Linked DNA regions of Mus musculus: region 1 is linked to region 2. Evidence: chromatin loops called from intact Hi-C (ENCODE). Cell type or tissue: heart. All regions are shown on one strand. Each heading gives the region's core, and the rest is flanking DNA. Links, peaks and the distances in the headings are about the cores only. Region 1 overlaps Pcnx (pecanex homolog). Region 2 overlaps Gm30706 (a long non-coding RNA gene).

Evidence for each region. Peaks named below come from ENCODE experiments on the same cell type or tissue, not always from the same donor. Only the 100,000 strongest peaks of a DNase experiment are listed, where the experiment ranks them.
Region 1: it touches region 2 in a loop (7-fold over the local background); 41 of 42 quality-filtered maps call a loop at or near these places.

The regions. Positions count from the first base shown.
Region 1 is chr12:81,906,929-81,922,410 of GRCm38, reverse strand. It overlaps Pcnx (pecanex homolog), which reads right to left. Exons shown (of 36, transcript NM_018814.3): 4 at 9,701-9,746; 5 at 8,936-9,025; 6 at 3,031-4,746. Among named protein-coding and RNA genes, the nearest start is that of Pcnx, 55 kb to the right of the region's middle. In heart, for the core only: no CTCF peak of the experiment used is centred there; a DNase peak (open chromatin) is centred at 6,670.
Region 2 is chr12:81,790,693-81,806,174 of GRCm38, reverse strand. It overlaps Gm30706 (a long non-coding RNA gene), which reads left to right. Exons shown (of 7, transcript XR_001780652.1): 2 at 2,292-2,857; 3 at 3,233-3,440; 4 at 6,102-6,195; 5 at 6,567-6,641; 6 at 12,486-12,549; 7 at 12,847-13,745. Gm46366 (a long non-coding RNA gene) reads left to right here and starts at 15,085. Exons shown (of 3, transcript XR_001780649.2): 1 at 15,085-15,333. In heart, for the core only: a CTCF peak has its summit at 9,439 (motif pointing left); no DNase peak of the experiment used is centred there; H3K27ac peaks cover 305 bases.

The DNA of each region.
Region 1 (15,482 bases), core at 2,687-10,686, 120 kb before region 2:
AGATGTACCTTATACTTATAAAAATTAAGTACAAAGCAAGATGCCAATAAAAAAATACCTTAGTATGAACTTAAAATTGCAGTCTATTATTAGTAAGACTTGACTTTGCACAAAGAACTTGATTGGGAGTGGGAGGTCTCAGAGTCCACGGGAGCAAGCAGGTGAGGCAGCGCTATGGCAGAGTGTGTGCCTGACACACACAGTCAAAGGTGACAGCGAGCAAACTCCTGTTATGTATGACTACATCCCATAAAGTAAGTTAGGTGACACATCCTTGCCAAAAAGGCAAAACCTACATTAATAGATAAGCTACTAAAAACATTATTCTGTTAGTATTGAGTGAGAGACTGAAGACTCATTCGGGTAGCGCTTGTGTTTTCACTACTGTCAAGTTTCACATCTCTAATTTATTTCAACATATACCTACATCCTTGCATTTAACTTCACGTCACTGAACTAGCAGGATTAAACAGGGCAGGACATATACCTGTAGCCTAGCAAACTGGCCTGCTTCCTGATAACAGCACTACTATTAGACACATGCTAGGCACTTTCTAAGCATCGTGTTTTAAACTCCCTTCATCTTTCACTAACAGAGATACTGCTATCACCACATCCTCAAATGGCAGCACAGAGGCCTAATGGAGACAAGTGGATCTCTGAGGGCAACAGCTACAGTGGAGCCCATAGGCATGCGAGTTCTTAGCTACATCACCTCTATTATATGCCATTTTATAATATAAACATTCAAGTACACTTTCAAAATTTTACCCATTACCCACTAACACCATTCACCGTAACAATAGAGTAAGTATTTGACGAACTCATCAATACCTCCAAATCCACTAGAATTAAAATTTACTCACAATTATGTCCAGGAAAGTTGTCTGTGAGTGTGAGTGTGTGTGTGTGTGAGTGTGTGTGTGTGTGTGTGAGAAATGTGTTTATATGGTGTGGTAGCAGTGATATGTGCTGTCATGTTTCTGGAGGACGATATACAGGACAGAATGGACAACCCAGACACATCACTCTTAACCTGCCAGAACAGACTATAACAAATGATGCTCACGGCAATACATACTGAAATTCTGCCCATTTAAATCAGTGTTTAAATTCCTTCCTGCTACTTCCAGTTTTCTGGAAGTTCAACCAAACCACAGCAAACCTTTGTATTTAGGTGCAACAGAAACAACATAAATCTCCAATATATCTAAGTAATTTTGTTTCATTCTGATTTTCAGTGTAAGCACAATAAAAACAAATAAAAGAAAACCTAGCAGGTCCCTCCTTTAACAAAAAGTATTTTCAACTTCCTACATACTAGTGAATTTCTTCAACTGAGCTAAGATTAAAAAAAAATTAATTCATTGTCTTATTATTAATATTTAATGGACATTTTAAAGATATGAAAAATAAATCTATAATCTGGAAGTATGAGGACTTATATAGTCATAGAACTGTAAGAAGATGCAAATACCACTCCCCATGTACTTTGTAAAACCACCAAATAAAACCAAACAAAACAAAAGAGGAAAAGCCACATCTGCTGTGTTAGGACGTGACACAAATGTGCGCAGACAGACTCACCACAGCATGGCCTACACAGACACAACACTCACAGTTTGGCAATAATATTTATTTCACAATACTTAGGACACAGACCTTAGCATGTTCAGTCTCAAAATGTATTTGGCTAACTTAAAGAATTAAGCTATCTTTTAAAACCTAATGGATTCCTTGATACCATACACAGAAACACAGGACACAGTATCTCTGAGAAGCCTTTACAGTCTTTCAGATCTGTCAGAAAATACAGAATGAAATCCAGGTCAAAAACTCCTAGGAATTTAGTTACTACACAGCTACCAAGTGGTAACAACTACTTCAGATGCAATTCATTTCTAACATATAGGTTAGAAGACTACTTTGATAGCTCCTTCAGCACTAAAAATAATTTCTTTACATTCACACTATAAGTTGATTTTTGTCAGAACCTTGCCAATAACAGAAAGAACATTTCCACACTATGACCTTTGAAATAGTGCTGATGAGTCTGGAATTCTTTTGAGGTTAAGTGTAGACATGTTTGAAAATGTCTGCATAAACAGAACGTTGTCACAGCAAATGACAACAGCCCTTCTATTAACGACACACGCGTGCTGACACATGCGTGAAGCTCATTCTCACTCTAGCAGAACAGGCAATGAGCTGCGTGGGTGGGAGGAGGGAGGGGAGACAGCCTTGTAAAAAGGCCCAGCACACACTGACCCAACTCCGCACAGCTCCCCCAATCCTGAAACCACTTAGTTGTACTTTACCCAAACACCGTCACCAGCACCGGGGGTACCATGACGACTAGTAATGGATGAAAATGCTAACAGAGCCAGGTGACATGGTGCCCTCCTTTAATCCCAGCACTTGGGAGGTAGAGGTTGACAGATCTCTGTGAGCTTGAAGCCAATTTGGTCTATGTAGTGAGTCCCAGGACAACCAGGGCTACACATTGAAATCCTGTCTCAAAAATTAAAAAACAAATAATCACATGATAAATGCTAATAAATATAAACTTCAACTTAATTTAACTTTAAGGACAGTGTGAAATTATAGAATTTTTTTTCTTAATAACTAAAACTTGAACTGAGAGAAAAGCACAGAAATAGAAAAAGAGTCGGTTATCCAAATATACCACTGGTGCTACCGTAGCATCTGGAAGAATCTCACATGACTGGTGAGCATCCATCTCCGGGAGCTCAGCCGCACACTGTGGAAGTCACGTCTGTGAGTGCTTTGTCACCCTAATACAGTTGTAATACTGTTGCTACTGTATAAAGGATGAGAAATGACTGGGTTATTACTAGCATAACTGGCTTAGAAAGGGGAGGCGGTCAAGAATAAGCTGATGTGTCCCATAAGACAGCAGGGCCATTGGAGACCACCGTGTTCACCGAGAGACGTGTGCTTTCCTAACACAGAGGAACTGTACTTTCCGAGCAACAGGGTCAACCCACAGTGCTGCAGTAGCTTACTCACCTCCAGTGGCTGCATCCTGCTCTTCCCCTTCAGGAAATGCAACCTGGCTTGGCAAACTATTCCTGGAGCGTGTGACCGTCTCTAGCTGGGAAGCCCGGCCCAGTAAAGACAGCTCATCCAGCACCTCTCCCTCTTTGGCCTCAAGATCTGACTTTGAAGTGGTTAAGGGCTTCATACTGTCCGGTGCCAGCAGCCTGTTTGAGTCATTCAAACAGGCCACAGTGCCACTATCCAAGCTCAGCACCCGAGCCCGCGTCTTGGCACTACTTGTGCTGGAAGTCCTCCGAGAGGCCCTCTTTTTGGTGGTTCCCTCAGGGCCTGGATGAGCTCTGTGCGTGTGGTCTGAGTCTGTGCCCCGGTCCCTATGGCCATGTTTGGTCTTGAGGGCACCGTATTTGCCCTCGGGAGACTGGCAGGAATGAGACGTGGCACTGGAAGAGCTGTCGCTGCTGAACTGGTGAGCCGAATGAATACTGGGAGCTCTGCTCAAGTCGCTTTGATCACTAGAATCCTCGTCATGACCAAATACAGCACTGTGCGGCTTGGTTCCAGAGACTCCTCGAAAGGAAACATAGTCCCTATGGCGACTAGAATCAAAACTGCTGGCCCGTTTCTTTCCTGTGCGCCTCCTGCCTGGCTTGTGGGCAGAAGTTGTCCGGTGGATTAAGCTGGAGGATTTGGGCCGGACATCTCCTTCCTTCTGCTTCCCACCATCGTCTTTACAAACTCTGGAGTCGGTGGCCAGGCTGGGCTTCTCGCTCTGCTCCTCTTTGCTCTCTGCACTCTGCTCAGGCGGCCTGTCGCCAGGCACAGTAAACTCATTTGCATGGGGGTTTTTATTGGCATCTTCTGATGCAGAGCTGCTGGGAGCAGCCTGGTCAGCCATCTCCTCAGATGCCTGAGCATCTGGAGCCTCGGGAGGCCCAGCAGGTGTGTTTCCCTCTGGGGCAGTCTTGTCACTGCTAGTCCTTCGGTCATCAGCCCGATGGCTCCTCTCTTCCACTGAGTCAGCACCGCACTCTCTCTTCCGGGCACTCTTGTCTCCCACTTTAGGAGATTCCTCATGCTCAGACAAGATGCTCTCGATGTGAGTGGAGCTGGTCTGCTCACTTTTATAGCTGCTGAGGGTGCTGTTGGTGTCCCTGTCGGTCCCACTGCAGTAGCTCTCGGTGGACCCGCTACTCCGCGTGCTCAGGCTCCTGAGACTGTCCACACTCTTTTCCGCATTCAGCGCCCTGCTCTTCCCACACTTTGTAGGTGGCTGGGAGCTACTTTTTCTTCTGTCAGCAGCAGGCTGAGACTGTGCCGGAGGGCAGGACTTGCCCGCTGAGGACTCTCGAGTGCCTGAGTGAGGCTTAGATGAGTCTAACTCAGTAACAGGGTCTAACCCCCGTCTCTGCTGCTGCTGATAAAGAGGGAGGCCACTCAGTGATGCGTCAGGAAAAGCCACGGCAGAGCTGGAAGTCCGTGGCACTCCTCGTGGTCGGTGCTCCTTCCTATAAGAGTGCGAATGTAAAGGTACAAGAGAAGCCACTTCTGTGTCACAGGCACTGCACAGTGACTGATCAACACGGTGGTGCTGGCTATGACTTGGCAGGCTCACTTTGTCACTGAAGTCCCTTGGTAAATCCTGTCCACAAGAGGACAAGGATGGCTGAATAGAAATGAAGGAATCATTGGAGACCAGGCGGAAGAGCTTGCGATCAGTCGCCAAATCTGTGCCAAATACAGATACATGTCAGCTTCTGCACTGGTTAACAAAGAAAAGAACTCACAGTATACAGTAGTAAGTCAAGTATGAGCAAACCTCAAGCAGAGCTAACCAGTCAACCCAAAGACCCATTCTAACTGATGGAAGGAACGGAACTGTCAAATCATTTGAGCTCTTCAAAGGCTTCAGAAAAAGTTTGTGTGTGTGTGTGTGTGTGTGTGTGTTCTCTCCTCTTCCTTCCCCCACCTCGATTTTGAAGAGGATCTCTGTATTTAGCCTAGGTTAGCCTTGAACTTCAGGTCCTCATGATCCAGCATGAGTCTGCAATTTCAGGTGTGTGCCACCACAGCCTGCTGCGAGCTCTATTTCTAACTTCCAAATAGATAACCTTAGGTTACCATTTGGAGCCTTTGTGTCTTCATCTAAAAGATTTGTGATCAAACTTGTTCAGTAGCAAGCAGGAAGTGCTGAATATATCCACATATATAATTATATGTATATATTTTAAAAACAAAATTAATAGTAACTGTTAATATTGTGTCTCAGGAAATACTTTAATTTTTGGGAAACACTAGTAAGATTATTTTACAAACAAACAAAAACCTAGAATGGAGCTCCAAAATGATGTAGTGGGTGAAGGGCTTGCTGTGCAATCCTGGCCACCTGAGTATATGCCAGGAGCCTGAAGAGGGAAGGAGACACTAACATCACACAGCTGTGCTCTGACCTCCACACACACATCATAGCACATGTATGTCCACATTACACAAATACACATACAACCACCACCGTGTTGATCAGTCACATAAAAAGTTATGAACTACAGTAGGAAGAAACAAACAACAGAATCAAAGTGTTGATCAATGCTCAAACGAAATACAACATGATGCAAGGTATCTCATAGTTTGTGGTAGTCACAAAATGACAGGAGCTCACAGGCCCCACTTCTGAGGGATGTGCCATATGGTGGTGTGTCTGGGGGAGGAAGAATCACTTTAGGGGTGCCCTAGGAGGGTGCTCCACTGAATGGACCCACACCTGTGATTATACTAAGACAGCACAAACTACGTGTACACACATACACACACACACACACACACACACACACACACTTAACTGAAGACTCAAAGCTGGGATGAAGTAGCAGGGGCAGGGGATGGAGCTGGACAGAGCTGAGGGAGGAGTGGGAGTTAATGTGATCACAACACATCGTGTGGATATGAAATCCTCAAAGAAGAAAATATAATAAACCCAAAATCATGTACAGCATGTTCCATGTCCTCAATGAGAATATGTTAAATATTAACAAAAAATAGTAATAATTACAGGCTAAAATCCTATATTTTCTTTCATTACTGATGAAGCAATTATAAGTAAGCCCCTTAAGAAAAAAACACATGTTGCTCTATGTTATAAGAGCATCCCTTCATCTTTTATTTACAGTAGGAGCTACTGACTTAAATTATCATACAGACTTCATAAAGTAATAGACATAAAAAGTCCATCTACCTACACAAAAGCTGACTTTTAAAACCTTCATTTTGACAGGAAAGGATGCCTGAACCTGATGTTAGCTTCATCAAAAGAAAATTAATTTAGATGTGGTGACACATGCCTGTAATCTAAGCACTTAGGAGACGGAGGTAGCAAGATCATGAATTTGAGGCTAGTCTGAGCTATAAATACAAAAAACAACAAAAAGAAAACTATGCTTTAATTATTGTAACCATATAGACAAACTATAACTCAGAGGAGGGTTAGGTGTTCACTTGAATCTCAGTGGTAAAAGCAAACACTCTCTCCTAAAACTATAATAGGAATGAAGTTACCACACACATTTATATACTTCAAAAACTGGCAGTCCCAAACAGCATTTCAGCAGCTCACACAGTTGCCACTAGGTGGTGACAAAGCCCAGCCAGGACCATGGAAACCCTGTGCCTGCAAACCTTGCAGAGCTGCCCCATCAGTTTACCAACTTCAGAAGAACCCGACTCAGTGTGTGCTTTTGCACTTTGCTTGCTTTGCTGTTGTTTGGTGGTGGTGGTGTTTTTGTTTTGTTTTTTTGTTTTTGTTTGGAAAAGGTCTCTATAAATAAAGGGTGGTTTAGAACTCACTTTGCCACTTTGCTGCCCCAGGTTGGCGTTGAACTCATAACAATCCTCTGTCTCACCCTCCCAAGTTCTAGGCATGAGCCTGCATGCATAGCTCTTACCCCATATTTAATGTGTTGGCTGGGCTGCTTGGTATTTGCAAATTGACAATTCCTAAATGTCAAACCCAGACACCTAACCTGACTTCTCTCTTCTCATGACTGCACTGAGGTCCCAAAGAAGCACATACTAAATATGCCCCAACTGGATGTCCCACCCCAGCCTCCATTCTCTCCTGTCTTTAATTTAGAAAGGACACCCCATTGTTCCTGCTGTCCATCCCAAATAGTACTATTAAAATCTTATAGGACACTACTAAAATCCTCTAACAGCATCTTATTAGCGCGCGCACACACACACACACACACACACACACACACACAGAATGTAAATAGACCATGTCTTACTACCCTCATGTTTACAATGGCCATCCAAACGACCTCCCAACTTCAGCATCCACCCCTTTGATACAGCCTTAGAGTCAGGGCTACGATGGCAGTTCATCTCCCCAGGAATTAGAACAAGTATCTTTAGAAATGCCCTCTGAGACATTCTACCACCCACACATGCTGGTTTTCAAACCTGACAGGTGTGCTCTTCAGGACTTCACACCTCTTGCATTTGCTGCCCCTGCAGAGAAGGGGCTCTCTTTAGGTCTTCGATGTAGGTAAAAAGCCACTCTATTTAAGATTACCACTTTTCGTAGTCTCCATCTGTTTACTCTTATAACTGATTCACAGTACTACAACTCCATAATAAGACCGTGAAAGCCGTAAGAGAGTACAAACTATTCACTGATTAATTTACAATATTTAAAACAGTGCCATGTACATAATAAGAACAGATAAAAGCCAAGTTACAAACTATTTGAGGGACCAGAGAGATGGCTCCTGCATTAACAGTGGATGCTATTCTTGAGTTCAGTTCTCTCTCTCTCTCTCCTTCTCTCTTTCCCCCACCCATACTCACACTCACACCCACGAACTCAAATCCACAAACAATAAGTATTTTTTACACTATTTTAAAGTAGTATAGTAGTTTGAATTTGGCTATGAGTGTGGGTAAGTTTCCTACAACTCTTTTTAAAGTCATAACGGGCTCATCTGTGATGTACCAACAGCCTGGAGTGAGAGCTGGGTAAATGCACATGAAGACAACCAACCAAGCAAGAACTGTGGAATCCAGGCTGACCGTGTTTGTAAAGGACTCACGGCAGTCTGGTACAGCCATGTCCACTCACAAGTAGTTTAGAGATCCTTCCCCTCCATAACAACAGAGCTGGGTACCGAGGGGACAGATGAGCTGCAGAGCTACCTAGGCCTCTGCAAAAATAAGCATGTGGACTCCTAAGCTAGACAACAGACTAGTGAATTCCAGACATTATCTAAGCTCCTCTATACCTGGCTACAATGGTAGAGTTGTATGTGTATAAATCTCAAGCAGCTAGATTATCATAAAACACAAACAACAAAACCCTTGCTTAGTGCTTTTTAGATATACAATAAGATAAAGATATATGACCCCTAAATGCAAGCAGACTCAGTGCTCTAAGACTATGACCTGGTTGTCAAGACATTATAATGGTACACATTATAGAAATGAAGACTGCAAAATGAAAAGTAACTGATTTACCTTTAATTTCAAAGAAAGAAAATGAAATCCATACCACGCAGTCTGTCTAGAAGCCTGGGGAGGGGGGAAGGGGCCCTCGAAAGCAATTTAACAATGACAAGATAACTTTCAAATACCAGCTACAGAATAAACAGAATATGCCTATGAGAAATGAAGTTTGGGCGCTGGAGAGATGGCTCAGCGGTTAAAAGCACTGGCTGCTCTTCCAGAGGTCCTGAGTTCAATTCCCAGCAACCACATGGTGGCTCACAGTCATCTGTAATGAGAACTGATGTCTTCTTATGGTGTGTCTGAAGACAGGAACAGTGTACTCATGTATAAAATAAATAAATTTTAAAAGAAGAAGAGGAAGAGGAGGAAGAAATAATTAAGGTTGGGGGTGGGAGAGCGCCACCGCAAGCATGCTTACCTTGTTCTTCACTTCCTTCTTTACAAAGACTAGAACTCTGGCCCAGACTCAAACTTATGTCATCAGAGGTCTTAGCAGTGTCCGTGTCTCCTACAATGTAGACAAACACATGCAGGCATGACCCTGAAGCAAAGGCACAGCAGAGAAGGGACAGAGAGTGGGAGGTCCTGTCACCTAAGGCAGGTCAGACACCAGCAACTACTCACTATGTGCTGAATGCTCTGACTGTCTTACCAAGTAGGACAGACTATGGGAGAGAATGACAATGTGACCTAACAACATAACACCTAACACAGAATACAAAGAATATGGGAGAGTTAGTGTTAGCTTTTTTTAAAAAGCAGATTCTAAAAAGAAATGCCAACTACTTTATAACAAAACTGAAACGAGGGAAATGTCCTTCCCCATGAAGGTTAGAAACTACAGCACTATATAGCAAAACCATACATTTATTTTAGGGAAATAATTCTCTTTTAATGTTTCAATTATGATCACATTTAAAACTGGCACAGCAAACTAGTTTTTCACAAGCTGAACCCATACTTAGGAAAACATATCCCCTATGCCAAAATGTTTCTAATAAATCAAAACTTATAAATAATACAAATGTTCAAATATTCTTGAGATACTTAAATGATGAAATGATAACACAATTTAAATCAGACAATTTAATAAGATCATGTTATGCCCTGGCGTATTTAAAAAATTCCCTCTAGTGGAAGGCTGTCTTTCAGAGAGAGGAATAGCCAGTGCTCAGTAAGGTACCTTTAATAGTTGCTGCTGTTCCAAGTCGAGAGGATCCAGATCCAATCTGAAATCAAGACAAGGAAAAAAAAAAATGAATTTACCCACCAGCCATAAGTCACCACTAATCCAAAGCACAAGACTATCAAAATCATCTTCTCTGGCATGCTATCAGTCATTTTCATCGATATTAAAGACACCTGTTGGGCACATTCTCTCAGAGGCACGCAGCTGCTGCGGCTCCTGCTGATGAGCCTCTGTGTACCAAAGACGACTGACGGAGCCTCTGTGGACTAAAGACTGATGGGGGCCCTGGGGCAAACACCTGCCACCTCAAGCAAATTGCACTGAGGAGTTATTATCATTATTTTACATTATATCATGGCACGTTTGTGTTATAAACCAGAAGCAAAGCCACACACTGAGTCTGTGGGAAAAAAACAAAACATAGGACTTCTTAGGGCAGAAAACAACCAAGTTTGAGGAGAAAAAAATACAGAGTACAACATCAAGTCTTACTATTCTTAGTTCTAAGACAAGAGGAACTTTTTATTGATGGTTAGAACATTTAAAAATAATAAAAATTTAAAAAAAGGAACTCTCAGCACCCACTGAGATTGTAACTGAGCCTTCAAAGTTTATACTCAAGATGGCCTAGCATTTTCCTAAATGTATACACATCATTTACACACTCATATAAATAAATACCACAAATTCCACAAATACAGTAAGAAAACAAAATACAGCATGATTCTGCCAACTAAACTGGCAAGCTGCAGAAACTCTTCCAGTAAGTCTAAATGGACTCAAGACAGTTTCTCACATTCAGCATCGCAAATAAAACTTAAATCATAGAGTACTTATTTTCTTTACACGCTCCCTGCCCCTCCGTTTCATAGTCACTGCAGCCACAGTATTCAAGGAGTAAGCTCAGAAGATGGGTAACTGTGCCACTTGCAGAGCAGGGGAGGCTAAATTAACCAGGACGGCCACTAACTGCTATCTCAAAAGTAAAGACACTGGAGATGCATGCTGTGATGTGTAAGAATTTGTCAGTGAAAAAGAAAACAAAAATATGTACAGGTTAAACTATAAACTTGATGTTAGCAATAAAAACTAAGCTTTCCGGGGCTGGAGAGAACGCTGCCAGCAAGCGCTTGCTTTGCACGCAGGAGGATCTGACTGGATCTCTAGCACCCAGTACAACAATGCCCCCGCCCCCCTGCAAGTCCAGCATTAGGTGGGTGGAAAAGGCAGATCTCTAGAACTCACTGGCCAGCCATCTGCATGCACACACACAACAACAACAAATGCAGGTGCTCATGCACATGCTCACAACACATAAAATGCATGCACACTAAGTTTTATAATATTTTAGGGCTGTTTGTTAAGCTTGATTCTCTCAGGATTTCTTAACATCTGCTTTAAATACACCATCAGACACTCACTATACCACCCCTGAAAGGGAACAGTTGCAAGGCATGGTGTTACCAGCCTGGAATTCTAGCACATGGGAGGCAGAAGTGGGAAGATTTCATGTTTGAGACCAGCCTGTCTTTACACTGAGAAACTATTTCTAAAATTAAAAACAAGTAATAACAGTAAAAGAATAAGACCCTAATTTTTTAACAGCAAAATTCCATTCTTAAAACACCTACTAAAACAGGCAGACAAGCTACTGGGAAAAGTATGATTTGTCTACTAGAAATACAAACACATAGTGACTTCTTAGATCAAACGTTTAAACAAGCAAATACAAACACCCCTTAGTGGATTCTCTTCCGGGAATGTAAACATAGGAAACAAACTATCTGAATAGGAGTTTTAGTTATTTGCTCACAATCGTCAAATGTTTCCCTTTCCTCTCTTGGCCAAGCTCCCCACTTTGTACAGATGTGACTCCATGTCTTCTGATCTATGAGAACCATCTAGAGGGGCCACAGGACCTAGTAGTTCTGATGACTGGATTTAAGGGAAATGCCTCTCCAAAGTCCAGACAGACTGTGCCTGGCGAGGCCTCTGCCCCACCCTGCCTACTTCCTACTTCCTACTTCCTACTTCCTACCCCTCACAGCAGCATCACAACTCAGAGGCTGTGCTCACCCCAGGGCCTCGCGGACAAGCCTAGAGGGCAGAGACAATGCCAGCCAGTACTAGCTGCCTCCAGGCCCACACAGCAAACACCAATCCCACTTCTCTAAATCCCTCTTGGATGAGTAACGTGCTGTCTGCTGGTGAAGGAGGTCTTACTAGATCCCACAGATACTGATTCTTAACGCTTTCTCCATCAAGCCCTCTCCAAAATCAAAGAATCTTAACATCTGTATACAACAGATAATTAATAATATAAATTACAGAAATGTCACTGCAGAAGAGCTCATGACATCTGTGACACAACCAACGAAGAGACTATGCATAGTGACTTCTCTATCTTTAAAAGTTTTTCACTATGTATGACATCAAAGGTTTGATTTTCTTCTTTAACCCTTATTTGTTTTTTGGGGTTTTTTTTGTTTTTTGTTTTGTTTGTTTGTTTTTTTCCAGACAGGGTTTCTCTGTATAGCCCAGGCTGTCCTGGAACTCACTTTGTAGACCAGGCTGGCCTCGAACTCAGAAATCCATCTGCCTCTGCCTCCCAAGTGCTGGATTAAAGGCGTGCACCAACACCGCCTGGCTAACCCTTATTTGTTAAATTTTGTAAAAGTGAAAAGAAAAAAAAAAGGAAATTGGTGGTAAGTTCTACACTTAGAAGTAAAGCTTTCCATGTAAATGGCTTATATACACAGTCCTACGTTTTCCCTATGGTGAGCACCACAGCAAAGATTTAGCAAGAGCTGGGGATGTCAGGCAAGGCCACACCCTACAGTGGGGCCCCGCCTTTCTCTAGCTGGAATTCATTATTCTTCCTCTGAAGTCAACCCCTTTTCTAGGCCACTTTGAAGGCAACTATGACTTTGAGAAAAGACTTTGTATTAGCTCCTTAGTAACAGATCACAGACAATGGTTACTTGGGTCACAATGTCTTTGACAGTAAGAATAAGTCTCTATCATCATCTTTGACCAAGTCATGATCCTAGACCAAATATTTACCTTGAATATTTACAAGCACTAAATTATTTCAAAGAAGACAAGAGGCAAACAGAAGGGGAAAGTGCAGGCAGGGGTGGGGGGTGGGGGTGGGGGTGGGGAGTGGGTATACAGCCCAGAGGGGAGTACAGGCCTGGGGGAAGTTCAGGCCTGAAGAGAGTGCAGGCGGTGGTTGGGGGGGTGTGAGATGGGGGGAGTACTGATGGGGGAAATGAGGAGAAATGACTAAAGCAGAAGGGAGCAAGGGTGGGAAAGAGCAGGTTAGAAGAAGCTGCAGGGAAGCCATGGTAACTCCACCTAGACAGTCACATAAACAATCATGACAACATGTCCAGGGGCAACACAACAAACGAGAGAAAGAGAGAGAGAGAGAGAGAGAGAGAGAGACCCACCCCATACATATCAGCTGTATTCCATACAGATACAAATGCCCTAACTCACATTTTTCACTTTAGCCCCTCTAAAGGTAAAAATAATTACACACTATAAACAGTATAAAAGGCCAATGAGGAAAGTATCTCCCTGTTTTAATGTATGAAACACCACTTAAGAAAAGCATAACTGTCTACAGAATGTGCTTAGATCCACCTGTGCCTTAAGTATAGTCTGCAAAACAGTGACAATGGTTACTCAGGTCACAATCTCTTCGACAGTAGGACTAAATCACCATCCTTGACCAAGTCACAATCCTAGACCAAATATTTACAGATATTACTGATCAACCGAAATGACACTAAGGGCAGGTATCCAAAGGTGACTGATACCTGCTATGTCCTTTGATCTGTCCTTCTGAAATTAAAATTAATAATAATAATAAATTAAGTATGGCTTTCCAAACACTAGCAGAAATGTAGGATTAACTCCCAGGGCTAGCCTGCTGTTGCCTGTGTTTGTGAAGCAGGACGGTTACAATGGCCGCAGCGAGTAAGGACTCAGTTGTTCCATGGAAAGAAATTGTGGAATCCATGAAGACAACCAAGAACAAAAGCTGGGTAGCAGAGCATCAGTGCAAACAAATACTGTGCAACCTGAAGCTTTAAGGTACCACCCTCATTACCATGGAAACACGGACTTGTCTGAATAGGGGGTCCTGAATTTTCTCTGTTTTGTTATACCAAATTTCCCCATTCCATGGAAGGTGGAAAGAGCTTAACTTTAACACCCTCTTTGTTCTATAATGCACAACAGTTTCACAACAAAAACTGTTACTAAAAACTCAAATTTAGAGCAAATCTATAAACATGTATTACAAAACAAGACCCTTTTGGAGATTCTGATTCATAGACTGTGGTGTTTTCATAATCCTATTCTGAGTGTTCTGCTATCAATGTCAGGATACTATGTGAATACTGAGAGAGCATCCAGAGAACCAGGAAGGCTGCTATTAAGTGAGGGGCTGAGTTAGTTCAATTCCAACTGTAAAACTTTATTATCCATTCACATAAGGGTAATTAGGAACCACAAACTGAAAGTCAGGTGCACAGGCAGGGTATTACTGAGTGGAGAGAGGAAAGTCGACTCCAGAGGTTTATAACTCTCCACATGTCATCCATCAGAAACTAAGCTGCAATAAATATAAGTGCACTGTCTGCAAAAAGGGCCAACACCGTAAGATCTGAAAATACTGAGGATTTGGGGGTGGTTTCAAGAAGAGGTAAAGTAGGGCAGGAATCAAAACTAGGTCTCTCACTGGGACACGAGGAGGGAAGAGGAGTGATTTCAACCCCCAGGCTATAACATGAGGAGAGGAACTACTGTGACAGCAGGGATGCGGAAAGGAGATTTAGGAAGTGAATTTTCCATGACACCCTGATGAAAATCAGCTGTTTCCTTCAAAATGGAAGGACTGACAAAGTGACCATGAAACCCCACAATTACATAAAGCCCTATGTGACAAATTCCTTTCAAAGTTTACTTCACTTGGGGGAGATGCTGAGAAAGCAATGGGGAGGGAACTGCAGAGGCCCTGACATGCGCTTGGAACAAAGGAGCAGAGGTGGGGTTAGACCTAAGGCAGGCAGGCAGGCAGGCAGGCAGGGCCTCCTCTATGGAGACACCTGCAGAGAGAGCTACATTCCAAGGGTAAAAGTAATACAACAGAAATACATACACTGTAACTGTTAGTGGTAGGTTTATATTCCACTCCTAGCATTGCCATTAGCATTTCATCACTGAAACTTGGGATATGTTATTTCTATGTTTTAACCATGCAGACATCTTGTTTCCAATGTGGACGAGGAAAGGCAAGGAGGATGGAGCAGGTGAGCGAAAGCATTCACAGCTGCTTGATCAAAAGTAACTGTAGGAGAGCATGTGGTGACCATTCAGCAAATATATATAAGCAATGTGAATAATAAGAAGTAACAGTTAGGGGCTGGAGGATGGCTCAGTAGGGTCTCTGCCTTCCCACAATGTAATGAAAAAGGGCCAGGGAAAGAACACCCTGACCTGGCTTGTCCCCAACCCCAAGCCCAGAACCAATCCCTGTGCTCACCCCAAGCTCAGGACTTGAAGTCTCACCAATCCTCACCCTGAAAAGCACCACCCCACCCCCACCTGGCCCCAACAAACCCTATATAAACCCTGCCTTCTGTTCAGTTCTCTGCTGCTTCTTGCCCAAGCAGTGGCAGCCACCAAACTGGGTCTTTCCCAACTCCCGCAATAAATATCTTGTGTGAGGTTTGTTATATAGTGTGGCTTCGTGGTATTCTTTCTA
Region 2 (15,482 bases), core at 4,941-12,940:
ATCTCCACACACACAAAACTTATTCTCAAATGTTTTAGCAGCTTCAGAGGCCTGGACTGTAGGAGCTTGATTAGGTTTCTGCCATAGCAAAATGCCACAGGTCACATGGCTTAAAAGACAGAAATTGCAGCTGAGCATGGTGGCACACCTTTGATTCCAGCACTTGGGGGTAGAGGCAGGCGAATCTCTGTGAGTTTGAAGCCAGCCTGGTCAACAGAGTGAGCCAGGGTAGCCTGGGCTATATACAGAGAGACCCTGTCTCAAACAACAACAAAACCAAAGAATAAAACCCAGAAATTAATGTTCTCAGTTTTAAGAGTCCAAAAGGTTGAAGAGTCTGACAAAGTCTTTGTTCCAGGCCTCCTCATGGCTCCACAGATGGCTTCCTTATAGGGCCATCCCTCTGAGTGTGTTCTAGAAGAGTGGCAGAGACCTGGTAGCTTCTGAAAGATTCCTCCTAGCTCACTCCTGCAACCACGTGAGACAGAACCAGGCTACCGAATGACGTCAGCTGAGAGGAACAGCTGATGGCAGCAGGCACAAAGACCTCAAGCCAGCAAGTCAGGGCATATTAGACAACCCTGATCCAGTAGCTCCAGAAGACAGCAGATTCATGAGGGATGCTGGGCAAGACTTGGGTGAGCCAAGAGTACAGAGCCCTAAGCAAATGCATGGTTATTGTTCTAAGTAGTGAGTGAGTTTTGGAAGGGCTAATACGCAGTGATGCATAGCTCCTATGGGCTTATCATTTATGAAGTCAACGTCAGGTTCCCAGGAAGACCCCGAAGAACCTGTGTCTAGTATTCACATCACCTCGCTCCAATAATGGGGAAACTGCTTGCCATCTGCATCTCAATTAGTTTGCTTAAAGAATGTATTTCTTAGCCAGGCGGTGGTGGCGCACGCCTTTAATCCCAGCACTTGGGAGGCAGAGGCAGGTGAATTTCTGGGTTTGAGGCCAGCCTGGTCTACAGAGTGAGTTCCAGTACAGCCAGGGCTATACAGAGAAACCCTGTCTCGAAAACAAAACAAACAAAACAAAACAAAACAAAACAGAATGTATTTCTTTGGGGCTGGAGAGATGGCTCAGCGGTTAAGAGCACTAATTGCTATTCCAGAGGTCCTGAGTTTCGCAGCAATCACATGGTGGCTCACAACCATCTATCTGTAATGGGGATCTGATGCCTTCTTCTGGTGTGTCTGAAGATAGCGACAGTATACCCACATACATGAAATAAATAAAATAAGTAAAAAATGTATTTCTTTATTTTAATTTTATTTTTATTTATTTTATTATTTTATGTGCATGCGTGTTTTGTCTGCATGTATGTCTGTGCACCACATGTGTAGTCACAGTGCAAGCAGAGGTCAGAAGACAGCATTGGGTGTCCTGGGACTGTACCTCCCAGATGGTTGTGAGTCACCATGTAGATCTGGAAATTGAACCAGGTTCCTCTTCAAGAACAAGTGCTCTTTTTTGTTTGTTTGTTTTTGTTTTGTTCTTTTTGGTTTTTTGAGACAGGGTTTCTTTGTGTAGCCCTGGCTGTCCTGGAACTCACTCTGTAGACCAGGCTGTCCTTGAACTCCGAAATCCGCCTGTCTCTGCCTCCCAAGTGCTGGGATTAAAGGCGTGCGCCACCACTGCCCCTGGCTGAGAACAAGTGCTCTTGAACACTGAGCTAACTCTCCACCCGTGTTCTTTCGTTTTGATAGGGCCTTACTATGACAATCCCCCTGCCTCAGCCTCCTGAAGGCTGTGGTGACTGTCATATGACACTTTATCTGCTGAGTTTATTTTTCAAACAGGAATGTCACTGTGTATCTCACAGTACATTAAAAAAAACATTATTTCTGTAGGATGTTTCTATATGGGGCTCAGTGGGAGTGAGAAGTCTGGCTACATATTTAGTAAGTGTGTCTATTTTGATAGCTTTGGCTAATAAGGTTTCTTTGTTGGGGCTGTCCTTAAATAGATTCCCTGTCAGGCTGTGCCGGTGTGACTTGCAGATACTTTCCAGACTTCTTGTGACTGCCTCCTCTTTCCTCACATGCCTGGTCCTCTCCAGCTTCCCCTCCCCATGCCCTTCCTGACATCTTGGGGCACCCTGTGATTAACATCTGTGTTGTCCTTTGTCCTTCTCACTTAGACTGTATTTGTTATTCTTGTCTTGGGCTCCTCGGAGGACGCTGCGTGGCACTGGGGCTGTGTGTGTGCTGAATGAATTAGACCGGTCAGCCAACTTGGAGTAGTAGGCCTCAAACAGGGTAAAGATTTAACTACTTCATTACAGGGAGCTTTCTGCTGGAGCTACTGTCTGGAACGGGCTCAGATTCTGTTTTGAAGAAGTGCGCCCATTGTTGACTGCCCACTGCCCTGGAGGAATACAGCAAGCAGGGCAAATTGTATGGCTAAGGTTGATTTCGTCTCTGGTATGTGATTAACTTGGGGAGAGGGAGAGAGAAATATTCACTGGGAACAAAGAATTCAAAATGAGTGAGGTGGACCTAGTGACAACCACACTACTTCCTACGTGAGGTTTAATACGAAGTGATCCTTTCTGATGCCTGAATTTGTCCTAGCAGGTAGCAAAGAATGTCTAGACTCCCCAAAAGGCAAGATAAGTCTACAGTAAGAAGTACCTGGGATGGGGATTTGGCTCAATGTACCTATTAGAAAGGCCAGTATGGTCAGAACTAAGGCTAGACACTCTCCTGACCAGCATCTAGTCCCTGGAGTGGGCTTTGGAGCAATAATCATCTGACCCAAGGTAGAGTTTCAGGAGCGCAGGAGTCTGGAGGTGTGATGCCCCACAGGGTAGCAGCCAGGAGCTGAAATCTGGCCCACTGGAATGGCTTGGTGAGTAGCCTTCTTCTTCATTCCTGTTATGGTTGAGACAAAGCTTCCTTCCAAATGGGTCATTGTGAAGCTTACTCTCTTGCTAACTAGTGGGTGGAGCCACTCACTGAGGGGTGATTGTGTTGTGGAGGCTCTGACCTCAGTAGGGTTCAGAATTTGTTGGTATTAATGTTAGGTGTGTCACCGCTGACAGGGTGTCTTGTCCTTAGCTTCTCCCCTGTCTCCTGTGAGGCTCCTGTGAGGTGGCGCTCTGCTCTACCAGGCCTTCCTGCTATCATGAGTCCCACACCAATGGAGAAATCCAATCAGAGACCAAGACCTCCAAGGCAGGGAGCCAAAGTAAACCTTTCTTACTTTATACCATTTTCCCCTCAGGTTATTTGTTGCAGCAACAGGAAACTGACCAACACCATCCTGTACACTGTGGCTCTTCCCTCTGATGAGAAGTGTGGGGTGTGGAGCTGAAGCCTCAATGTCTAAGACCACGTTCTACCAATTACCCACATATAGACACGCTCCAAGGCCTGATGGGAAGGGCCATCTGTGTATCTTGCTTAGAACAGCAGCTGGCACTGTGTGGAAGGTCAGTGAACATTGGTGATGGGGTGTTTGCTTGTCCTAGAGTCAGGCTCTTGTGCTGCAGTTCAGGCCAGCCTGGAACTTGTGGCAATTCTCCTACTTCAGCTTCCAGAATTCTGAGACTGTAGACCATGAGCCAAGACTCCTTGCTTGGTCATGACCCCCACCCACAGGATGTCCTACTGCCTAGGACACTGTGTCAGGGCATGTTCTATCCTGTGCTGTGACACTAGGTCTTTGTCAGCCTATCTTAAAACCATCAAAAGGGGGGGGGGTGGTGGGGAGACTTCAGGGGTGCTCTTCAACTTCAAGGTAGCTGTCTTTGTCACATGAGGATGATTTCTCACATGAGGCCGATTTGCCATGGTTTATCTTGGTTCTCTGCTTGACTAAGTCTGGAATTAACTAAACCCAGGCGGCTAGACACACCTGTGAAGGCGTCTTCTTGGTTGGATCATTTGAGGTTAGAAGATCCACCCTCTGGGGGCAGCCTCTATTAATGACACGGAAGGAGGAAGCTTCTGGGTTTTGCCTGCTTTTTGCCTTCACTCTCACTGTCAAGCTCTTCTCCCCTGTCCCTGGGGCATCCCTTTGCTGGTGTTAGAACCTACTTCTTAGCTAGTGAAATGTACACTGAAACCCATAGCTCTCTAGGACTTCGCTGGGACTCCAGCACCAGACTGGGACTGCCAAGACATCCGGTCCCATAGGCTGGATAACTACTAGACCCTTTCTACCAGCCATTGTTGGGCTACTTGGACCAGAGGCCAGAAACCATTCTAGAAAATTCCATGTGTTCATTCTGTCCATTGTTTCTTTAAAGAACAGTGACTCGGGCTGGAGAGATGGCTCAGCGGTTAAGAGCACTGACTGCTCTTCCAGAGGTCCTGAGTTCAATTCCCAGCATCCACATGGTGGCTCACAACCATCTGTAATGGGATCTGATGCCCTCTTCTGGTGTGAAGACAGCTACAGTGTACTCACATACATAAAATAATAAATTTTTTTTTTTTACAGAACAGTGACTCATACAATGACCTTGAACTTCTAATCTTCCTGCATCTACCTCCAAGTGCTAGGATCACAAGCATATACATATATATGTATATACATATACGCTTATACATATACATGTATAAGCATATAGAAGTAGCTGTGTGTGTGTGTGTGTGTGTGTGTGTGTGTGTGTGTGTGTGTGTCTGTCTCCCTCTCCCTTGCTTTCTCTCTCGAAGTCTCCAATGCTGTGAATGAGCTGTGAGTTCCTGTATTCAGCCCACCTTGTCCTTCTCCAGGACTGTGGGCGTACACCACCGCACCTGGCTTGGCTCTACCTTTCAAGTCCAGCTTTGCATTCTGGGTTCTGACGTTTTTTCCCTTTGGAGATAAGCACAGGTGGCCTGGCAGGAGAGAGAACAGGTGCAGAGGAGGCCGACGGGGGGCTTCCTACGAATACCAGACGCACTGTCCTGAAATAAGCTTCAGCCGTCAGCCAAATGACTTGTGTAAATCTCCATGAATAAAAATGTAAAAACAGTGTAAATATAGCTCCATTAAAGGGTCTTAAAATAGGAGCCTGGCTGTGGCAGCAACTTGGGTAGGGGATAAGATGCAACGTGGCGCTTCCACCCTTCCCTTCTTTCTCGTCATTTATGAGGGAGAATTTTTATTTAATGTGTAAAGGTTAAAAATAGCTTATTGGTGCTGGGCAGTGGTGACTCAAGCCTTTAATCCCAGCACTTGGGAGGCAGAGGCAGGTGGATTTCTGAGTTCGAGGCCAGACTGGTCTACAGAGTGAATTCCAGGACAGCCAGGGCTACACAGAGAAACCCTGTCTCGAAAAACCAAACCAAACCAAAACAAAAAATAAAATGAAAATAGCTCATTGGCTCATTTGTGTCAAATGATGTTTATCTTTCGTGTGATGACTATAGATTTAAAGGAACAACTAAGACCAGAAAAAGGGACTACTTTGTCTTAAGGGCCCAAGTCCAGAGGTCTCCATATTTGCTCCTCTGTTCAGCTTGATTCAGATTCCCTCGAAAGAGATTTTAGTTGACCAGTGTGGGGTCTTTTTTGGGGGAGGGGGGTACGGTTAAAGATTTATTTTTATTTTGTTTTATGTGGATGAGTGTTTTGCCTGCATGTATGGATGTGTACTGTGTGCATGCTTGGTGCCCTTGGAGGCTGGAAGAGGGTATTGTACTTAGAAGGCATGGCTGCTTTTGTTCTCACAGAGAAGCACCGGGGAAACCCGGGATGAGAAGCATACAGGGTTGTTCCTCCCTTGAAGGAACATGCTTTTTTAACCTGGTGGCCTTGGTGCTATGCGTGTGGCCAACTTTCCTGACACTGCATCCTCCCTCAGACCCTCATTATAAATTTGTTGTTCTCAGTCAATCTATAGAACCTATCTTTATGGACTTTACAAAGAATCTCAATGTAGTTACATCTGATCTTTATTTAGCTCACTTTGTTCCTCAAGGAGATCTACATGTCGTTTGTCTTGCGTGTAGGATTGAGTTAATTGTCACCAGGACCATTTTCACCAAATTGTGCTGTGCTTAAATATGCCTGAAATAAAACTACTCAGAGTAAGACTTTAGAAGACTGACCCAGTACAGCTGCTGAGTCATGTTGAGCTGAGTTGCCATTTTGCCCCCTGCAGTTCGTCCCTCTGCAGCCCATTACGGTTGCAGAGACCCCCACGGCCGGTGCGTGACGTGGGACATGCTCAATGTGGGACTTGACCCTTGGAAAAGGTAAGAAAATGTTTTCTTTAAGTAGAAGCAGAGGGTAGGGGTTCAATCCTCTCACAGAAGGGGTCACAGCTGTAAGTGAGACAGGGAAATAGCACAGGTTTTTCCCAGTCCTCTGAGGTAACGCATCTTATATGATTATCTGAGCTATCTGTTAAGACCCAGGGGAGCAAATATTTAAAAACAAAACAAAACAAAACAACAAACAAACAAATGAAAAACCAGTTCTGCAACTTTGTATAAGTGAGTGTAAAATTCCATCCTGGGTTTCCTGAACAAGGAACCATTGCTATCCACAGTTGGAGTCACATAGACACGAATGTGAAAAGACCCCATGAGAAGGAGGGTGAGAAGCCCTGTCTGTTGTTTTGCAGTCTGGACTGCAGTTATATATTGCTTGAATGCTCTTTAGAAGGACCATCGGGATCCTCTGGACACACCTTGGCAGGGTGAGTTGTTCCAAGGGGCCAGGTGGCTCGCAAAGCTGCCCTGAGGCTGCCCCCAGCACTCCCATCCCCCCCAACCCCCAGCCCCACCCAAGATTGTTTGCCTTTGCCTATGATGTAATAAGGGAAAACATAGAGCTAAGGAATATGAATCCAAATTTGACAGGGATGATAAGCTTTTAAACTCCCAATAGAGCAAACCTAACCCCAGGATCAAAGGGAAAATTGATCCAGTATGGATTGATCAGTGGCCCCTTCATAGAGAAAAATTAAGATAGACCCAATTCTATTAGAGGAACAATTGCAACCTGGACATATAGAACCTTCAGTGAGACCTTGGAATTCCCCTATTTTGGTAATTAATTACATTATAGTTTTGTAAATAAAAAGACAAAAAATAAATTTCAGCTGCTGTATGATTTCAGGGGCATAAATGTTCCTGTGAAAACAAATGGAGGCTCTGCAGCTGGGGCTCCCCATGCCTACTGTGGTTCCTCAAGGACACTCCACTATTTAGTATCAGTGGAACATTTTGCCACAAGCGATGAACACATTGTCAAACTATGTGACAATATTACGTATGTAGGCACTTAATGAAAACATTGCCCCACTGTGTGACAATATTATGTATGTAGGCACTTAAGCTGGCGCAGCCTAAAGCCCTTCAGGCATTGGTCACTCATTGTATGAATGTATTCTCTGCTCATGCTTTCCTAATCAATACTTAAATGGATGCTTAACTTTCATGGTAAATGAACTAAAAGAAGAAAATGTAGGGGCTGGAGAGATGGCTTAATGGTTAAGAGCACTAACTGCTCTTCCAAAGGTCCTGAGTTTAATTCCCAGCAACCACATGGTAGTTCACAACCACTCGTAATGGGTTCCAATTCCCTCTTCTGGTCTGTCTGAAGAGAGCAACAGTATACTTCTATACATAAAATAAATAAATCTTTAAAAAAAGAAGACTGGGCAAGGGTGGCATACACCTTTAATCCCAGCACTTGGGAGGCAGAGGCAGGCAGATTTCTGAGTTCGAGGCCAGCCTGGTTTACAGAGTGAGTTCCAGGACAGCCAGGGCTATACAGAGAAAACTTGTCTTGAAAAAGAAGAAGAAGAAGGAAGAGGAGGAGGAGGAGGAGGGGGAGGGGGAGGAGGAAGAAGAAAGAGGAGAAGAAGAAGAAGAAGAAGAAGAAGAAGAAGAAGAAGAAGAAGAAGAAGAAGAAGGAGAAGAAGAAGAAGAAGAAAATTTAAACTTAACTCCAGATAAGATACAAAGTGGTCACCATATAATTATTTAAAATATATTCTCACTCAACAACAAATTTGCCATTATCCCCTCTCAGTCTAAATTTTCCGAAGCAATGTACCCTCAAATACTTAGAAAAGATTTTGGGCCATGTCAATTGGATGTGTTCTTAAAGCCCATGTCCACAGTGACACATCTACTCCAACAAGGTCACACCTCCTAATAGTGGCACTCCCTGGGCCAAGCATATATGAGCCATCACAGCAACTTGTGCCACTTGTTAGTAGAGAGCCTACAGAAATCACTGTGCCATTAAATAGAATTCTGGCTGATTATTTTGTTCCACGATGATCACAATTGGCAGGTAGCAATCACATGTTACTTGGGATCTATAAGTATTAGTTATCCTAAAGATCCCTTTAAGAATTGTTTAAGATACCCCATGGGTGTTCCTTAAAATTACATCTAGAGATCCTATAGAGATCACTGTTAAAAATGGCTCTTCAAAAGCACGGGAGCTTATGTCTTATATACAAGTTCCACACCCTCCGCATACACCCAGCCCTGGTTGTGCAGCTCAACAGTCTGAACTTGCTGCAGCCAACCAACTTTTATTTGATGTTTCTCTGCATTGGATATTTTAGCACACTCTCCATTGGTGCTCAAATTGTTTCTGTTTTAGAAACTGTAAGACTAAGCCAGGCAGTAGTGGTGCACGTCTTAAATCCTAGCACTTCAAGACTTAAACTTAATCCCACCACCAATGCTAGTGCACAGTTAGTTCTGTCCCTATGGGCGCCTATACAACAACCACCTCAGCATTTTTTCTTTTCTTTTCTTTTTCTTCTTCTTTCTTTCTTTCTTTTTTTTTTTTATTAGGTATTTTCCTCATTTACATTTCCAATGCTATCCCAAAAGTCTCCCATACCCTCCCCCGCACTCCCCTACCCACCCACTCCCACTTTTTGGCCCTGGCGTTCCCCTGTACTGGGGCATATAAAGTTTGCAAGTCCAATGGGCCTCTCTTTCCAGTGATGGCCGACTAGGCCATCTTTTGATACATATGCAGCTAGAGTCAAGAGCTCCGGGTACTGGTTAAGTTCATAATGTTGTTCCACCTATAGGGTTGCAGACCCCTTTAGTTCCTTGGGTATTTTCTCTAGCTCCTCCATTGGGGGCCCTGTGATCCATCCAATAGCTGACTGTGAGCATCCATTTCTGTGTTTGCTAGGCCCTGGCATAGTCTCACTAGAGACAGCTATATCAGGGTCCTATCATCACAATCTTGCTAGTGTATGCAATGGTGTCAGTGTTTGGAGTCAGCATTTTTTCATAACTCACATTCACATGCATTCTCATATGCCAGACCTGGTAACATTCGCTAGTGCTCAAGCAGATGCCCTGGCCTCCTCCTCACCTCTAATACTTTCATTTCAGGCTGCTTAAAAGACTCATGAATTTCTTCATCAAAATGCAAAATTATTACAAGTGTAGTTCTCTACCTCATGAACAAGCGTGCCTGCCCTCTGTGTTCCTTGACCACCACTGCCCCCTGCTGGAGGAACTAATCCTTGCGCGTTAAACTCTAATGCCACTGGGGCAAACAGATACTACTCAAATCTCTGAATTTTGACATTATGCTCCTGTAACAGTTGATACTTGGAAAGAATACGATTGTTGCTTCTGTCTGCAGAACGATCTCGGATGCTGTCATTATTTATTATATACCTTTCCCTTTCCTGGACATCCATTGCAACTAAAAACTGGTAACGCTCCTGCTTATATTAGCAAACAACTTTTACAATGTATAAAATATTAATCATGTTGCCGGAACCCCTTTCAACTCACAGTGTCAAAGCTATTGTGGAATGACAGCGTTAACTACTTAAACAACAAATTTTAAAAATAAAATTGGGGACTATATCTTCACCTTAAATGCCTAGTGCTATGGGCATTTAAAATTTAAGCCATGGTTTTTAAAAAAATTTTTTTTTTACTTTAAAGGATAATGCTTTCTCCACTACCCAAAAGTGGAGGCACAGACATGGACACAGTATATGTTAAATGAAATATCTAGGAACCAATCAGTGGAAAGGGCCCCAAGTTCCTCTACCATCAGGGCAGGGTTACGCTCGAGTCTTTTCAGAAAATGAAAGAAGTCCCAGATGATGTCTGCTCCCATGACTAAGACAGCATCCCAGAGACACTGGACACATGAAGCATCTGAAGAAAGATAACAAGCACACCAAGAGGAGGCATCCCAAGAGGAAGAAGAAGTTGATGACTTGGGGGAGGCATCGAGACTTTAATTCATCAAGCTGAGACCTTGGAGAGACAAGGACCCAATGCTACTGACCCCCAAAATGATGATGCTATGTTTATTGACTATATTATAGGCTAATTCTCAGATTGTACAGAATCCAAATACTTTCCTTTCTGGAATGTGTTGTTTTAATGTGTCAAGATACTGCTCATATTCACATTGATGATCTGCATAAAGAGAAAGACACAATCTCTCAAGTGACCTTTGAAGGCCATCTCGATTAAGGTGGCTCTCCCTTTTCTTGGTCCTCTGCTGGCTAGTCCTATGGCTTTGTTAGACCAATTCTGCAGGCTATGCAGTCAAGCTTGGCTTATGCTATTACAGCCACAAAATTCTCTTTAAAAACTCAAAAGGGGGTGAGATAGGAAGTATGGCTGTCTTTTAAACACCAGAGAAACCCAGGATGTTAAGCACGCAGGGTTGTTCCTCCAAAAGAAGGAGTGTAGTGCCTGTTATCTGCCCAGAAGGCTAGAAATGGACATGGTTTCTGACCTAGTGACCTTTGCGCTATCTGTGACTTTTCTGGCACTGGATCACTCCCCTAGACCCTTATTGTAAAATTGTTTTTCCCAGTCAACCTATAGAACCTGTCTTTATGGACTGTACAAAGGGTTTCATATCTGATCTGTATTTAGCTTGTTTTGTTCCTGAAGGAGATTTGTGTGTGGTTTGTTGTACACATAGGATTGAGTTAATGATCACGAAAATAGTTTTCACCAAATGTGCTGTGTTTAAATATGTTTAAAGTAAACCACGTGGAATCTAACTCCAGTTTAAACCAACATCAGCGACTGAGTCATATGAGTCATGGTAAGCCAAACTGACTTCTTGTTTCTGGCAGCTCATATCTCTGCAGCCGGTTAAGGTCACAAAGACCCCTGTAATCGGGTCCCCCAGAACCAATGCTAACAACAGCGGTGAGCCACAATGTGGGTGCCAGGAATAGAACCTAGGTCCTCTGGAAGATCAGCAAGTGCTCCTAACCATTGAGCCATCTCTCCATCCCAGACCAGTATGAGTCTTACATCGACAATGCTTAGGGTGGGGACATTGCCTGAAGAACACAGAAAAGGATGAGGGAGCTCCCCAAAGTGTGTACGGTGGGAGTGGCTGTTACCCCGCTGATGAACGGAGCAGCAACATCATATGTAAGGCAACAGAAGTTCTCAGGGATGCTCACAAGTTACAGCTTCAAGTGTCAGCCAAGAGTCTCCCAGGGCAAAACTGGGTGGTTTGGGGAATCTTGAGAACAAGCTGGCCAGAAGGCTAACACCCAGCGACTAGCTTATACCACTGAGAGTGAATCTATCTCTTCTTCACGGAAGGCTTAGACACAGATGGCAGCAATGATAGTCTTTGACTGAGTAGCACAGCTCTTAGCATGAGCTCCATGTAAGCTTCAACGTGTTTGTTTAGAAACTGATTACAAACCTTCTGTTAGGACTGCACGAAGCACACCCCAGCTACCCTGAGCAAAAGATAGCCTCTTTGGGGATATTGTTGGTAGCAGGCAGGGGCAGACATGAGGCAGATCCGGGAAATCTGTGTGTGCTTCCTGTTTCTCTTCCTCTCTGAACCTTCCTGAGCTCCATCTTTCTCCTGATGTGGCTGCCTGGCATTTTTTAATTAATTAATTAATTTAAAAAATTTCATCCCACCCAGACCGAGACTGGATTCCCTCCATCCTGTTCCAAACCCAGAACAAGGACCCCCAAGGGGTTCAGTTTGATTCTGCACTCAGAATCCCTCCCCCCAACCCCCAGCACTCAGCTCAGTCAACCACGTGGCCAAGATGACACCCGGTGGGAGGTACTTCTGTTACCTTGTAGATTCAGTTGTGGGAGCTTTTTTCTTTGTAAAGAGATTCAGCCGAGTAAGGGGATAGTATTTGCTTACACCTGTATAGAGCTTTACATACAAGTATGTATCCTTTCTTTCATCTGATTCTTGGAGTAACCTCAAGGAGTGGGAAAGCAGGTATTCAATTAGTGAATGTGACTGGGCACTATGTTGCCCAGGCTGGCCTCAAATTCCCTGAGTCAAGCCTCGGACACTGGGATTAGAGGGGTACACACTGTGTCCAGCTAGGACAAGTCTTCCCTTCTAGGTCAGTCTTATTTCACCCCTTAGGTTCTACTTTTCTTTTAAACCCCCTCTCTCCTGTTCACTTGGAATTTGGGGGGGTGGGGAAGAGACCATCTCTCACCTTTGCCCCTGGATCTCTCTGCTACAGTCTCTGCATGAGTTAAGCTTTGATTAAATTGAATTTGTTTTCCAGGTGAATCCAGTAAGGCCTAGAGCACGAAGTGCTTTGCTTCAGGGGATCCGGCCAAAGAGACAAGGTGAGGTGGTTCCATAGCGGAGTCTCTAAGATTTCCAGGCAAGAAAGTGTCCCACAAGGTCTCTGACATCGCAGTAGGGTTGGGCGTGTTTTCAGGAAGCGGGGAAATTCTATGTAGATGATATGAGGGGATGAGGAGATGCAAGCCTTCCCGTGAAGGTGCTGCGGCTGCATTTGGCTGCATTTGCCCTGATCTCAGGGCTCCAGCAGGGCTCTCTTTACACCTCAGACTCTTAGGCTTCTTTTCCTTGGTAGCTGGCGGCGGCTACTTCACCGTACATCCCTGACTTTTTCTCAGAACTAGGCAAGACCTCGAGTGTGGATCTGATGCAGTCCTGTGCACCTCAGGTGTGGATGGGGGTCACCGTGCTACAGATGAGCCAGCCTCCCCAGAAAGCGGCTTCTCTTGCTACGGGGAACCACCTGAAGGAAAGAGATGCTTTCTCTGCTATGGGGATACAACTGTCTGCTGTCATAGCCCCAGGAACAACGAGAGAGGAAGCCTTAGCAGAACAGGACAGCAAACCCAGACCCAGCTGGGGCCTAGGAGCTACTGCAACTCCCCACTGTCTGTGGAAAGAGCTGGGGGGAGGGTGAGAGCCAGTGTGGAATTAGTTGGAGTGACAGGAGACAAGTGTGAGCAGTGTGGGTTATTAATAGGGACGAGGACATATATTTACAACCAGTGACCCCCAGTGAAGGTTAGAACAGTTACCTAGATGTATCTGAGACCCACACAGAAGACACCCCAAGCTTGCAAAGTGAGCTTTCTCATCCCAGAGTCCCTTAGGCCAAGGGGCTTGGGCAACAGAAGCAAGAACCTTGACTGTGTCTGTGTGTGTGTGTGTGTGTGTGTTTGCTCAGGCTGTGTGCTGCTGTTCTAGGGGAGGGAGGGAGAGAAGAGGAAGAGGAAGAAACCGAGGAAGAGGGGAGGGTGCTAAACGTAAGCTTAGCCAGCTGGCTCTGTGGTTTCCATTCTCCCTTCTACCTCCAGCTTCGTGGGGGAGTAAACTGTCCCCTTTAAGTGACATTTTTCTTGTTCCATCCTGGCTTGGAAGATTTGGGCCTTGAAACCTGAAGGCAAATAAAACACATACTCTGGTCTGCCTCCTAAGAGTGGGTACAGGGTGTTAGGGGCAGGTACGATCACTAGTCAGGGAGCATGAGGTGGGTCAGATCTGACAGGTGGCCCAGCTTGTCCCCACACTGGCAGAATTTAGTTGCTGAGGACCCTAAGGTGGGAGGGGAGGGCTGGGTCCGGGGTGTGCTGTCCTGTAGGTTTGGGGGGCAGGGAAGGGTGGGTTCTGGGATTAAGGCTGGTCGGAAGGTGTGACACCACAGTTGGCTTCTAGTCTGGCTGGGTTTGGGTTAAAAGGCTGCAGAGCAATTCAGTCCCTCCCATTCGTGTGACGTTCTGAAAGGGGCCTCTGGAGTACACGGTGATTTTCACAGAGCTCAGCTATGGCAGGTCAAGCTGCTTTTGTCGAAACCCTAGGACGGGTCAGAGGTTGCTGAGTTCCCGTTCTGATCCTGTTCATACCACTCCTTTTCCTGAACTGCTCTGTGTCTTAGTCAGGGTTTGACTGCTGTGAACAGATGCCATGACCAAGGCAAGTCTTATAAGGACAACATTTAATTGGGGCTGGCTTACAGGTTCAGAGGCTCAGTCCATTATCATCATGGTAGGAAGCATGGCAGCATCAGGCAGGCATGGTGCAGGCAGAGCTGAGAGTTCTACATCTTCATCTGAAGGCTGCCAGGACAAGACTCACATCCAGGCATCTAGGACAAGGGTATTAAAAAGCCCACGACCATAGTGACACACCCACTCCAACAAGGCCACACCTGTTGGCATCAGGACCTCCCAAACCTATGACATCACATAGGCGACAGCGTGACCTGCAGACCTGTTGCCAACAGGCACCGTAGTCCCAGAATCCACTTGGCTCACCTACTACCTTTACCTGTGTTACATCATTTTCCATATAAATAAGGGGAACGCCCCTCCCCCCTCTCTTTCCCCCTTCTCTTTCTTTTCTGCCACCACTTTCCCCCACCCCCACCCCTCCCAATAAACCTCTCACATGTGAAACGGTTTGGGCCCAGTGTGCTGTGTAGAGACATGAGCAGCTATTTTAACACATCAACACCCACTCCAACAAGGCCACACCTCCAAATAGTGCCACTCCCTGGGCCAATCATATACAAACCATCACACTCTGTGTCCCACTTTTAATTGGAGTTAATAAAAGTACTTCCTACATAGAGTTTTGGTGATCAGAAAAGTATGTGACATGTTTGGTACCGGCCTGACACACCGACTGGGTGCCCTCCAGAAGGTGAATTTTTCTATCATTCCTCACCAACTCCAGCAATTTTTTTTTCACCAAGACAAAGGCAGTAGGTAATAGCAGATAAAGTAGGTGATATTTGATAAAGCTCAGCTTAAGACAGAATGAGCACTCTCAAAGGGTGCTCACTTGCAAACTTGTTTTTGCTGCTGTAACCAAACACTATAAGCTGAGTAATTTGTAAAGAATGAAGGCCGAGTCAGCTCGAGCTTCTGAAGACTGAGCAACTCATGGTAAGTGAGCCACATTGGTGACTTTCTGACTTGTGGAGACTGTGCAGTGTCCCAAGGACATCACATGGGGAAGACAGTCAATGTGTCAGAGAGGGCGGGCTGGTCTTTACAGCAAAGCCTCTCCCTTGGTGGCCCATCGATGTCTGAGTGAACTAACCTACCCTTCGTCTCCAAATGCCAGCTAGCGTGTCACTCAGAGGGGTAAGTCTTAACATCTGAATCGGTGGGAGTGGGGGTGGAATTAAAACTACTGCACATTCTACGTGGGAAAAGCATGAGTCAGGGTGGGTTCCCCATGGCCCCACGTATGCTTCTAAAGCATATAAACAAGACCTAGAAAAGCAGGTCAA